Regions from separate parts of the Mus musculus genome. Here region 2 is linked to region 1. The links are chromatin contacts, found by POLR2A ChIA-PET in ENCODE. All regions are on one chromosome and are shown on one strand. Each heading gives the region's core, a stretch centred on a gene start or an enhancer-like site at or near the end of the contact. The rest is flanking DNA. Distances are from core to core; before and after follow the strand shown. Region 1 holds the start of Suco (SUN domain containing ossification factor). Region 2 holds the start of Zbtb37 (zinc finger and BTB domain containing 37).

What was found. ChIA-PET counts read pairs that join two places held with the same protein, here RNA polymerase II (POLR2A).
Region 2: POLR2A ChIA-PET joins it to region 1 with 16 read pairs in embryonic stem cell. The contact joins the promoter of Zbtb37 here to the promoter of Suco in region 1. POLR2A ChIA-PET finds 5 or more read pairs at or near these places in 4 of 5 experiments (Patski and embryonic stem cell).

Annotation. Positions count from the first base shown.
Region 1 is chr1:161,874,208-161,880,020 of GRCm38, reverse strand. Suco (SUN domain containing ossification factor) reads left to right here and starts at 3,339. Exons shown (of 24, transcript NM_001357402.1): 1 at 3,339-3,710. The coding sequence starts at 3,649.
Region 2 is chr1:161,031,919-161,037,731 of GRCm38, reverse strand. It overlaps Zbtb37 (zinc finger and BTB domain containing 37), which reads left to right and starts at 2,883. Exons shown (of 5, transcript NM_001356489.1): 1 at 2,883-2,954; 2 at 3,448-3,644; 3 at 4,971-5,813. The coding sequence starts at 4,999. It overlaps Gas5 (growth arrest specific 5), which reads right to left and starts at 3,131. Exons shown (of 11, transcript NR_166052.1): 1 at 3,013-3,131; 2 at 1,928-1,980; 3 at 1,718-1,749; 4 at 1,488-1,524; 5 at 1,153-1,183; 6 at 880-912; 7 at 417-444; 8 at 185-227. LOC115487643 (a small nucleolar RNA gene) reads right to left here and starts at 2,338; the gene lies at 2,259-2,338. It overlaps LOC115487678 (a small nucleolar RNA gene), which reads right to left and starts at 1,882; the gene lies at 1,821-1,882. It also overlaps LOC115487638, LOC115487644, LOC115487677, LOC115487645 and a transcript of Dars2 not described here.

The sequences.
Region 1 (5,813 bases), core at 2,090-4,589:
TTATAAGCTAGAGTTATCTGTGTCAGGAAAGCTCAATGAAGAAAACACCTCCATCAGATTGCACAGAGGGAAGTCTGTAGGGCATTTTCTTAATCATTGAGGAGGGAGTTCTCAGCTCACTGTATGGGGTGCTTATCCTGGCCTCGTAATCCTAAATTGTATAAGAAACCTGGCTGATGGACTACTGATGGATTGGCTCAGTAGTTAAGAGCATTTGCTATTCTTGCAAAGAACTTGGGTTCAGTTTCTAACACCCAGATAGCAGCTTGCCACCTCCACGGGCACCAGGAACATATATGTTGCTACACAGACATACATGCAGGGGAAACAGTCATATATACAAAATAACAAAATACATACATCTAGGAGAGAAATTAGGCTGGGAAAGCTACAGGGAGAAAGGCAGGGAGCAGTGTTCTTGTTCCTGCCTGCAGATTCTTGTGTTGATGCTTCTGCCCTGACTTCTTTCTATGATGGATCGACTGTAAGCCAGATACCCCCTTTTCTTCGCCAAATTACTGTTGGTCATGATTTTTTATTACAGCAGTAAAAAGTAACTTAGGGCCCATGGAAAACAGTATGATTTCTTTGAAAACCAAACCAAACCAAACCAAAACTATGGGAAAGCCCTGCTAATTAAGGTCCAAATCTACCATTGCCCAGAAGGCCTTCTGGGCTCAGCACAAAATGGAGGCCTTCCTTTACTGGCAGGGCTTCCCCCTTCTCTAACCTTAACCCTCCACATACCTCTACCTGCAGAGTATCACATAGCCTTGGTTAAGATTACAGGTTCAACTTTCTTCCTCCCAATATGAACCTGTTCAGCTAGCACCTGAGATTTCTGGATGCCTCTCCATGTTAATGAGGCATCCTGGTACCTTAAGCCTTTATCCAGTGACCTTTGCCCATCCTAGATGTTCCTACCCTACTCCCATTCCCCAAAGTATATAAGCCTTGCATCATTCCAAGTAAGTTAATCTGTTTTCCAGAAGCTGGTCCTGGTGGGCCATTATTACCTGATGTACTCACAGGGCTTCTGACACTCTTCCCCACCCAATCCAGTCTCTGCTCCATCTTCCCTCACAAACCAAAAAAACAAAACTACCAAACAATTCAACAATCCTGCTGCTTGGTGTTAGCATTTCTAGGCTCCACCCCACAGTTATGCCTGACTCACTATAAAAGGGGCTGCTTGCCCCCTTCTTTCTATTTTTGCTTGCCTTTCTACTCTCTCCCACTCTGTCCCTTCTCCCTTCATTTTCCTCTCCCTCTCCAAGTGTTCATGGCTAGCCTCTACTCCTCTCCTCTCTCTCTCCCTTTCTCTGTCTCTACTATCTTGTCAACTCCCCTCCCCATGCCCTAAATAAACTCTATTCTATACTATACTTGTATGGCTGTTCCTCAGGGGTAAGGGATGCCTCAGTGTGGGCCCGCAGAAGCACAGCCTTCTCCCTGCCCCCCTCCCCCAACTCCATACTGTGCCTCCACCTAACATATCCCCGGCTTTTTCTTTTATATAAAACATAACACCTGGGTAAATGTCAAGGAGGAATTGCACAGTCGCCAAAATATGGAAGCAACCTAGGGATCCATTGATAAAGAAAATACAGTATATTTATTTACACATTAAACTATAAAAAGAACGAAATCTTGTCATTAGTTGTAACACAGATGAAATTGGAGAATGTTGTGTAAAATCAGAGGTAGAAATACAAATGCCGTGTAGTCTCTCTTATACATGAAAATTAAGATAATTTCAAAGATGAGAACAGAATAGTGTTCACAGATCTCAGGAGTTAAGGGTGGGAGAAGTGGAGGAGGTTAATGGGTATGGCGGTGCAGATAGATGAGAGGAACTGAAAATAAAATAAAATAAAATAGGAAGGGAATGACTGCTCCTGGGCATGGTAGAGGAGGTTTATACAAGGGAGACATAGCCAGAGACAGGGGCATCTGGACGAGTCCAGAGTGAATACGAACCTGAGCAGGGGCCATGTGAGGAAAGTGGAGGAGGCAAGGAGAGCCAGGAGACCAGGAGATCAAGAGGCCAGGAGGGTAAAGGGCAGACCAAAAGGGCCAGGTAACCAAAATGGCTGGATTATATAGGGAAGGGTGCATGAGGGAATGGCTGCCCAGCCCCTGGGCTGGAGAAGTTTGGAGTAGGGGCTGATGAGAAGAATCCTGCAACTAACTGGTAGAGACTGAAGAATGCTGGGAGAACGTGGCAGCCAGTTCTGCTTTGATATGTTAAATAGGCACACGGGAGACTTAGAGGAAGGAACTGCTATACTAAGAGGCCAAAAGTCTAGTCTCTTCCAACTGCTGTCTTTCAGGATCAGTAAGCTACTTGAAGAGATGTCTGGCAGTAGCCACAAAGCATTCTGAGATTGCACACCAACGCTCCCTAAGTAGGATTCTGGGCCTCAGCTTTTTACAGATTTTGGGGTCTCCATCTGTGAACACCACTTCTTTTTTTTTTTCTTGTTCACAGCAAGTATGTGTAGGAGTTCGCTTTCTCTGCTTCCAGACGCCGAGAGTCCGTAGTGTCTTTTCTGCCTTGCAGCAGCAAACCCACAGCCCGAAATTAAAAGAACAAAAAAGAACACTAAAGCTCTATCTTAGGAATCTGGCGGGCAGGTAGGAATTCTCACTTAGGTGAAAGAAAAGCTCAGTCCTTCCCAGCCAATCATGTGAGAGGAAACGTTGACACGCCTCTTTCTACCTTCCAATCATCATCTACCTCAGTAAGCCCGACCCACTGCCGGTAAACCGACTTTTAAATTGCATTAGCATGCTTTCTCCTGACCCTCTCCAGTCATTCCAGGCCGTTCCATGACTGTGCTCCAAGGAAGAATTATAGACTTAACAATGACAAATGACAAAGCTAGTCAGTCTGAAGGTGAGAAGTGAAAGTGTAAAACTCGAGAACCAAACCCGCGAGTTCTACGGAGGAAAAAAAAAAAAGGCGGGTTCGGGCAGGAGGACTACAAGCCCCAGATACCCGTGCGCGGAGGCGGCGCGTGCCAGCGAGAGTGGGCAGGCCATTGAAAGGCGGAAGACCGAGGGTTACAGGACTTCCTGTTCGAGCGCCAGCGAGTGGGTGGGACCTGCGCAGGTTGGGCGGCGGTTGTGGCGTTTTGGAGCTTTGTCAGCGGAGGGGGCGTGGCCCGCGCTGTGACTTGTGGAGCGCGAGCCGAGAGGGACGTGGGTGACGCGTCTCCTTCCACCCAGCTCAGTGGAGTGCGAGGTGCGCTGGCCCGGCCGGGGATTGGCTGCTGAGAGGCGAGTACGCGGCGGCCGTTGGTCGCCGGCAGCACGGAGCGAGGGCCCGGGCGGGCGGGGCGGGGATGGGGAGGCAGTGGCGGCGAAGGCCGGAGGAGGCGGGCGCGGGCGAGCGGGCAGACAGAGCGGCGGCGGCGGCAGTCTCCCGAGCGCTCCTGTGAAGCGTCCCTATTCCCGTTGCCGTGGGCCTCTCGGGGAGGCCATCCGGGACGCGAGCCGCTGCGGAACCGCTCCCCAAGCCCCACTGCTCTTCGGACTCTCGGTCCCATCCTCGCGTTTCTGCTCCGGCTCCTCCATCTTGGCCTCGACAGTGGCTGCTGTGGGGAGGATGTGCCGCCTCCTGGCAGGGGGAAGAAGGAGGAGAAGATGAAGAAGTACCGGCGGGCCTTGGCCCTGGTCTCCTGCCTCTCTCTCTGCTCTCTAGTCTGGTGAGTAAGGGGCCGGCCTCTGGGGACTTCCCGTGGGGATGAAAGAGGGAGTAGGTCGGGTCACACCCCCAAATCATCTCGGCTTTTTGGGTTGCTTGGTGCTCCTGCTCCTAAGCCAGGGACACAGCGGCCACCCAGCTCTTCCTCTTGTGGTTTACGAGTTGTGTTTTGGAATTTGCAGAGTTCCAGCAGGGAGAGAAGGGGATATTGGGGATCACTTTTTGCCTTTGTACTCGGGTACCCCATCACCGCAGTTAGGGCAGTTTGGGTAGTGTTCAGAAAGCTAGTGAGTGAGTTACTCAGTTTTGCTGTCAGTTCATTTGCTTTCGTTATGAGGTAAGGGCAGGGGCGAGTCAGGTGTGATGTGTTCCGGACCTGTGATTTTGAAAACGTGAGTCGTCATGAGGGTAAGAGTAATGTCTAAACTGTTGTTCTTCTGGTCAGGTCTTGCACAATCTTGACCAATAGTACTTTTGGGGCTGCTCCTTGAAACCCTGCGGCGTGGGGCGGGCGGGATCCCTGATGAAGCCCTTTTTCGGTTAGCCTGGTGGGAGAGGATTATCACAGATGTGGAGTCAGCCATAGTTTTGGGGCATGTTCTTTGGCACTAGAAAGGAAACGGTTTTTGCGACCCGCTCTGTCCCTTTCTCTGAAGTTCTATGGAGTTCAAGTTAATTTCAAGCACATCTCTGGATGTCCAGGAGCAGACATAGCTTATGAACCAAAGGATTGCTAAAGGTGTACTTGGAAAAGCCATTCTTTCTGAAGGAATTCCCAAAGAGCCTTGAGACTTGGTGACTGAAAGTGATGGCCTTTGTGTTAAAGAGATTTTGCTTCTTATACTAAAATCTAAACACACTTTCTTATTTACCTTATGTCTTCAAAGCGCCAGTAATAATTCCCTTTTTTTTATGGGTGTAATGGAATCCAGAGGTGCTCAAGTTGTAGAGTTGTTGCTCACATAGAATAATATATTAATATGGGCTCAAGAAAACACTTGTCTGAGAAAATCTGACTGGAAAGACTGTATTTCTTGTCATTCTGAATCCTTTAAATACTCCTTAAGAGAAACTGGTACCTGAAACCAGTGTAGGATTAGGTAGCAATTTCTTAGAGTTGGTGAGCTTCTCTTACTAGCCTTTTCTCCCCTCATTCAGAAATTATCTCCAGATTTTGTTACCCACTTCTCTTTTGTAGATTGAGTATTCTATGTTCATATAATAATCAGTTCTAGGGTCTACCCAGGACTTACTCTATTACTATTACTGCAGTTTAGTTTGATCTTATACTGTCATAGTTGATAGATTGTGTGTGATACAGCCTTCTGCCTTTTCTCTTTTCCTGCCTAGAGTGCTATAGATTTACCTTAACAGAAAACCAAAATGCATCCTATCTATTCATTCTGGTTGCTATTTTTTTCTTTTGCACACTGCTAATCACAATTCTTGGTTAAGTAGTACAGTGTATTCTAGGTGTAATTGTAGTGTAGCTACAGAAGAACAGTGATAGCTAATATTTATTGTTATCTGTACCAAGCATGTGGCATGTGTACGTTTTAGCATCTTTGTCAGCAAGGTCCTCTTAGGTAGATATTATTAGTTGAATTCTGTATTTTACAGATGAATAAATAGAGAGGCTAAAGTTATGCTTGCAACAGAGTAACATGGCTAAGCAGCTACTGCATTCTAAAATTTAGATTTGAACCTAAGCAGCTTGTAATACAGGCTCCTCACTACAGTGGTCCTCTGACTGACTATAGGTTAAATAAGGCCTGTGTTTTTAGACAGATACAGTACCATCACTTACTAGATATGTGTACTTGGACATGCTATATAATTCCTTTGAACTTTAGTTTTTAGAGCCTCAGTATGATAAAATTGATCCATTCATACCAAAGTTATTAGAAGCAAATGAGATAACACATGCACTTTGTAAAACAGTAAGAGCATGCTGTCTTTCATTATAAAAGCATTCAAAGGTGTTTTTCTTATGTTTACTGTGTATTGAATATTGTGAATCTTGAAAGCTTGAGTGAGTGGCCTCTCTCGTTTTTAGTACTGAAACTATCTCAACTAAGAAGCCTCCTTGTAAGCTCCTACTGCT
Region 2 (5,813 bases), core at 1,634-4,133, 840 kb after region 1:
TCTTGTATTTCCTAATACTATTCAAGGAAAACTCTTTAAAACATTACAGCCAGATACATCAGATAGGAGCGAAAGACATGATTGTTCATCAGAGTTAAGTCTGCTGAACTATGTTATCATCATGGTATCGGCTTGTTTGGAAGGGGTTGAAAGTAACTAATACATGCACATTTCAAAGACTTACCATTGTGTTTGCAGTGCCTTCACTTGAGGTGACCCATTAATACCTGTAAGAAATTACACTCCGTTTAGAAATATGTATTTGTAAAGTATATTTACTGATGTCCTTAAATACTGTTTCAGCTTAACAATCAATCTTCAATCTTATTCAGAGAGATTCCCATCTGTTTAACTTTATTGATCATCACTAACAGTACCTTAATTCATATAGTAAATACCAAACTTACAATGCTTACCTTTCTTTATTCAAACCATTATTTGTACCTGAAAAAAATTTAAGGCACCATTTAGTACTGATGGTAGCACATGCATGTTCAAAAGCTAAATGTTATGCAGTAAATACTGCAAATGACTGGAGGGAATTCAAGGCCCCCAATGGCTTCTTACCCAAGCAAGCCAGCCAAATGAACAAGCATGCAACCAGTTAACTAGAATTAAAAGAAAATACCTCTTACAAATATGCTAAACATCATTCGACTATTCTTAGTTGCCTGCCACAAGGTTCTTCAGTGTTAAAAATTGTCTACAAGTTATTTTCAGCTCAGACATTTGATCAACATCATTACAAGAACCCAGAGTGTTGTCCAAAACACACCTATCTAAACATCCGTAAGACAATGCATGCTGGAGTTTTGATGATTCAAAGTCTCTGCATGTCCCTTTGTACTGACCCAAATTCAAGTGTTTTTCAATACTTACCTTTCAAACTGTCTATCCAGCCTCAAACTCCACCTAGAAAAAAACATTAAAGAGCTTTTCAATGCAGTCAACAGATTTGAGTTTGCCCCACAATAAATGTCAAGGAAGCCCACCATCAGATAGAGCTAATAAGATCTTCAGGTAGTCAGTATTTGTTCGTCATCATGCAGGCTGTGTTCAGCTATGACCAGGATGGAACACGTGGCCAGTATTTGGCAGAGTGCAACAAAGCCAAGCCTGTTTAGCATCTACAATTCCTTTAGTTTGACTTACCATTTCATTTTCTGGTCTTCTATTCTAGCACCTACAACAAACAAATAGTTAAAGCTGCCCGGTTAGGCCCCTGACTCAGCACTTAAGATGGGGGAACCAGAGTCCACCAAATAGGGGGTAAATGCGTTAACGACCACTAGCTCCCACATATCAAAAACCAGCCTCCTCAGATACGCAGAAACAATGCCCTGACTTCAGACTTCCCACCCACTCCTCTATCTACAATTGCTCTCAGGGAACAATACATTCAATGTGTGGGTTGAGGGATCTTTAGTGCTCATTTGCCATTGGGTATTCCTTGTAATGGGACCACATGCACACACAAAATTGCTTACATTGCGCTCGCTCTGTTATCCAGCTTCCTGACGAGTCCTGGGGGGGGGGAATCTTTATGTAAAAACTGCTTACTCTGTAAGTAGCCCCCAAATCATTATTTTGTGTGCCTCAGTTATAATCATGGTGGTTTAAAGCTATCGTCACCCCAGCTGTCAAGAGTAGCAAATATGATGTCATCATTGTGGCACTGTCCTTTCAACCTAACTTCTCATTACTATTCAGTACTCACCTCGTAAGCCTTCATCCTCCTTTGCCACAGAACTGGAAATAAGAGATGTGAACAGTCAGTCCCCTTCTTCACGGAACTAAACCCTTTCCAGTAGCTGAATTAAAGCCTCAGAAAAGTGTTTTTCAGAAATCCCTTCTGTCCACTACTCTCATACCATCATGGGCTTTGTGGTCATTATGTTCTAGTCATGCCCCTCCCCCACTGAGTTACCTGGCTGTGAGATCCCACAAGATGTCCCATCACAGAGGTCCACACTGCCATTCCTAAGAAAAATGTTAATCTTTAGTAGTTCTACTTCCACAAAATGGACCTGTCTTACAAAGAACTCCGTCCACATAGGCACTGTTGAGTTGCACATATCCAGCAGTTACATATAAGTCTCTAATCCAGGTACTTCCCAAGAGCAATCGTCCTCTTTGTTAGTGACTAAGGCCTGCTGGCAATCTCTAGCAAAAGCCTTCATCCCATGGTGATCGCGAAAGAAACACCGCGTGGCTTCGCATTCCACCCCCGTTGAACCGTGCACGAGGTGACTCAGCATGCTCTGCCATCAGAATCGTTGGTATTCATCAACAAGCTCAGTTGTCCCTACCAACATAGCCTTCATCATAGCATGAACACGCATGCTGAGTCGTCTTTGTCTGGTGTCCAGACCAAAACCCAATGCTATTTTATGTCACAAATACACGCAGAACCAACCTCCTAAAGTTTCCAGCTTGTGCCCTGAACTAAGCTCACCGGCTGCGCCGGGAATCCCACCAGCTTCCAGTGCTTCAGCCTCCAAGGCCCGAAGCCATAACATACTCAGGAAATTGCATACCTGCTCAGAATGCCGCACAGCTCCGAAAGGCTGAGATGGCGGCTGAGTCGAGTATATAAGGTCTTCGTGACGTCAAGACGCAAAGCTGCTTGCTGCGTCCACTTAAACCCCGCCCCTCACACGCCCTCAGACTCCTCCTCAAGCCCCACCTTCTTCAGGCCCACAAAACTTTCCCTCTGGCCACGCCCCCGAGAGCCCGGAGGGCGGAGTTGCCGCGGGCACGATAGGCCCGCCCTCCGCCTCCCTGAGGAGTACAGGCTGAGGGGAGGGGGCTCCTGCAAGGAAAGCGCTGGGGGTGGGGCGGGGTGAGGGTGACTGATTTCCTTCCGGCACGTCGCTCGCTCCGGAGGAGGGGGCGGGGGGTTTCACTTCCGGGACGGTGTTCCGGCCCATTCCGGCCCATTTCCACCCCCGGAGGTAGGTGCTGCTCCTTGACTGGGCTCGTTCCCCGCACCCCCGCCCCGTTAGCTCATACCCGACGCTCCCGGGCCGCGTCTGGGTTGCAGCCAGCTCCTGCGGCGCTCAGTCGCTGCCCCACCTCCCCTCCCAGCACTCGGCGACCTTCCGCCCCTTTGGCTCCGGGCTGTCGAGCTCGCGGGCCCGCCCCCTTGGCGAGCCCCTCCCTCAGGACCCCGCGCGCGCGCCGGGGCCACACCCAGACACACCCCCGCCCCGGCAACCTCCGCCGCCCTAGACCGATCCCGGGGCGCCGCCCCCTTCCCGGTCCCGCGCCTCACCTGTGCGCCCGCAACTCCCTTGCCGCGGGGCTCTGCTCCTGTCGAGCTTCCCGGCATCTGTGCCACCTCCTCGCTTAGCCAGGTCCCCCTTTTCCCATGCTTCTTGACACTGATAGAGGCCTCCCCAGTACCCGACTGGCCAACCCCAGCGTTCCCGATTCTCCCTTTTACAGCTCTCGCCCCTTCAGTGCCGACGCTAGAGAAAGACTTTACTCCAGGGGCTTCCTCCTCACTGGGGAATCGCTGGAAAGAGCAAACAAAAAAGGCGCTGGTGTAGGCTCCAAAATAAACATCTGAATTCGTGATGGCATCGACAGAGGCACTTAATGGATTAAAAGTTTCAAAACAAACAATAACGCTTTGGAAAAAGGTCAGATTGGTTAAAGTTGCGTCTTGAAAGCCGTGTTTGCACTTACCTGTTTACTCAATAAGTGTATTGTAAATGCGAGGTGATAAAGTGAGCTTGTCCGGACTACTTCCTGGTGTGCTGTGTAGTCTCATAAATTTAGAGAAACATTGGATGCACGGTGAGCCTAAATCCTTGTGGTATACTGGAACTACCCTCAACTAATTAAGACTATTTGATGCAATTGCAGTCTTTGTGGTGTGAAATTTCAGGCTTTATTTTTGTCAGCAGCTGTGGGAAACCAACTTTCCCAGTCAAAGTAGCATCACCACTTTGGAATACCCAAGTTTCAAGTTTGTTGGGGAGAAAAAGTATTACTTAGTTTTTGCTAACTCTGGCAACTAGGCCACAAATTCTCTGCATGTGAATTGAATGCTGACAGGGCTGTGGAATGTTTCTCAGAGTCACCTCAGAGTCCCATATTCAAAAAGTGGGAGCTCAAACTGGTAAGCTTAAAAATATGGGCCTAATCGGGCATGGTAGTCAAACACCTCTAACACGAGCATTCTTTAATCTCAGCAGAAGCAGTCAGCTCTTTTTGAGTTAGAAACCAGATGGTCTACATAGTGAGTTCCAGGAATAGCCTGGGCTTCATAGACCCTGTCAAAAACAAATATCTGGTGGGTGGCTTAATTCTAGCATTCCTGGAGGTAGATCGCTAAGTTCCAGGCTAGTCTGGTCTACTGAGCAAGTTATAGGGCATCCAGAGCTATATAGAGGGACACTGTCTCATGGGGAAAAGTAGTGATAATAGCGACCATTCATGTAGGATATTAGACTTTATACCCAATCTGTATGTGTTTGATGCCCCTTCTTAGTGAACTCCTGTCTTTATTTTATATAGTCTACTAATAAAGTATGGGCATAGCTTGAATTTTTCGCAGTGTAGCAGTCACTTTTTTGTGTGTTAATTACATTTTACAGTGAAATCTAAAATACCTTGTACCAGGCTCGGCAGCTTACAGTAATCCTAGCACTTAGGAGGTAGGATCAGGAGTTTGAGGCCAGCCTTATTACTAACAAAACACCTGCTGGCAATTCTGTTTCTACATCCAAACATAAGGAAGATCTCTCTTTCTATATGAAGAATTCTTTTTTTCTCCCTGAGACAAGATTTCACTTATTTAGCCCATACTCATGATTCTCCTGCCTCTTCGGTTTTCCAAGCGCTAAAATTACGTATGTGTAGCTGGCACTCATGGAAAGATTTTCCATTTGTAGGGATGTTTGAACTAAAAAGCACAAAGGGAGTCAAACTAGTACTAAGACTGTGCTTTGCTCTTTCAGCAGGGTTGAATGTCTGCCTGTGCTTTCAGGCATGACCATGGAGAAAAGTGGGAACATACAATTGGAGATCCCCGACTTCAGCAACTCTGTTCTGAGCCATCTCAACCAGCTACGAATGCAAGGCCGGCTCTGTGATATTGTGGTCAATGTGCAAGGACAAGCTTTTCGGGCTCACAAAGTAGTACTGGCTGCCAGCTCCCCTTATTTCCGGGATCACATGTCCTTGAATGAAATGAGTACTGTGTCCATTTCTGTCATCAAGAACCCTACTGTTTTTGAGCAACTTCTTTCTTTCTGTTACACAGGGCGGATATGCCTGCAACTAGCAGATATCATCAGCTACCTAACAGCTGCTAGTTTTCTGCAGATGCAGCATATTATAGACAAATGTACGCAGATCCTAGAGGGCATTCACTTCAAAATTAATGTGGCTGAGGTTGAAGCAGAATTAAGTCAAACAAGGACAAAGCATCAAGAGAGACCTCCAGAGTCTCATAGGGCTACACCAAATCTAAACCGCTCACTTAGTCCACGGCATAATGCCTCAAAGGGAAACTGGAGAGGGCAGGTCAGTGCCGTGCTGGATATCCGAGAGCTCAGTCCCCCGGAGGAGCCCACCAGTCCTCAGATAATTGAACAGAGTTCTGATGCAGAAGGCCGGGAGCCCATTCTTCGAATCAACAGAGCAGGACAGTGGTATGTGGAAACAGGACTAGCAGACCAGGGGGCCCGGAGTGGTGACGAAGTTAGGGTTCTTGGAGCAGTGCACATCAAAACTGAAAATCTAGAAGAGTGGCTTGGGCCAGAGAATCAGCCTTCTGGAGAAGATGGGAGTAGTGCAGAGGA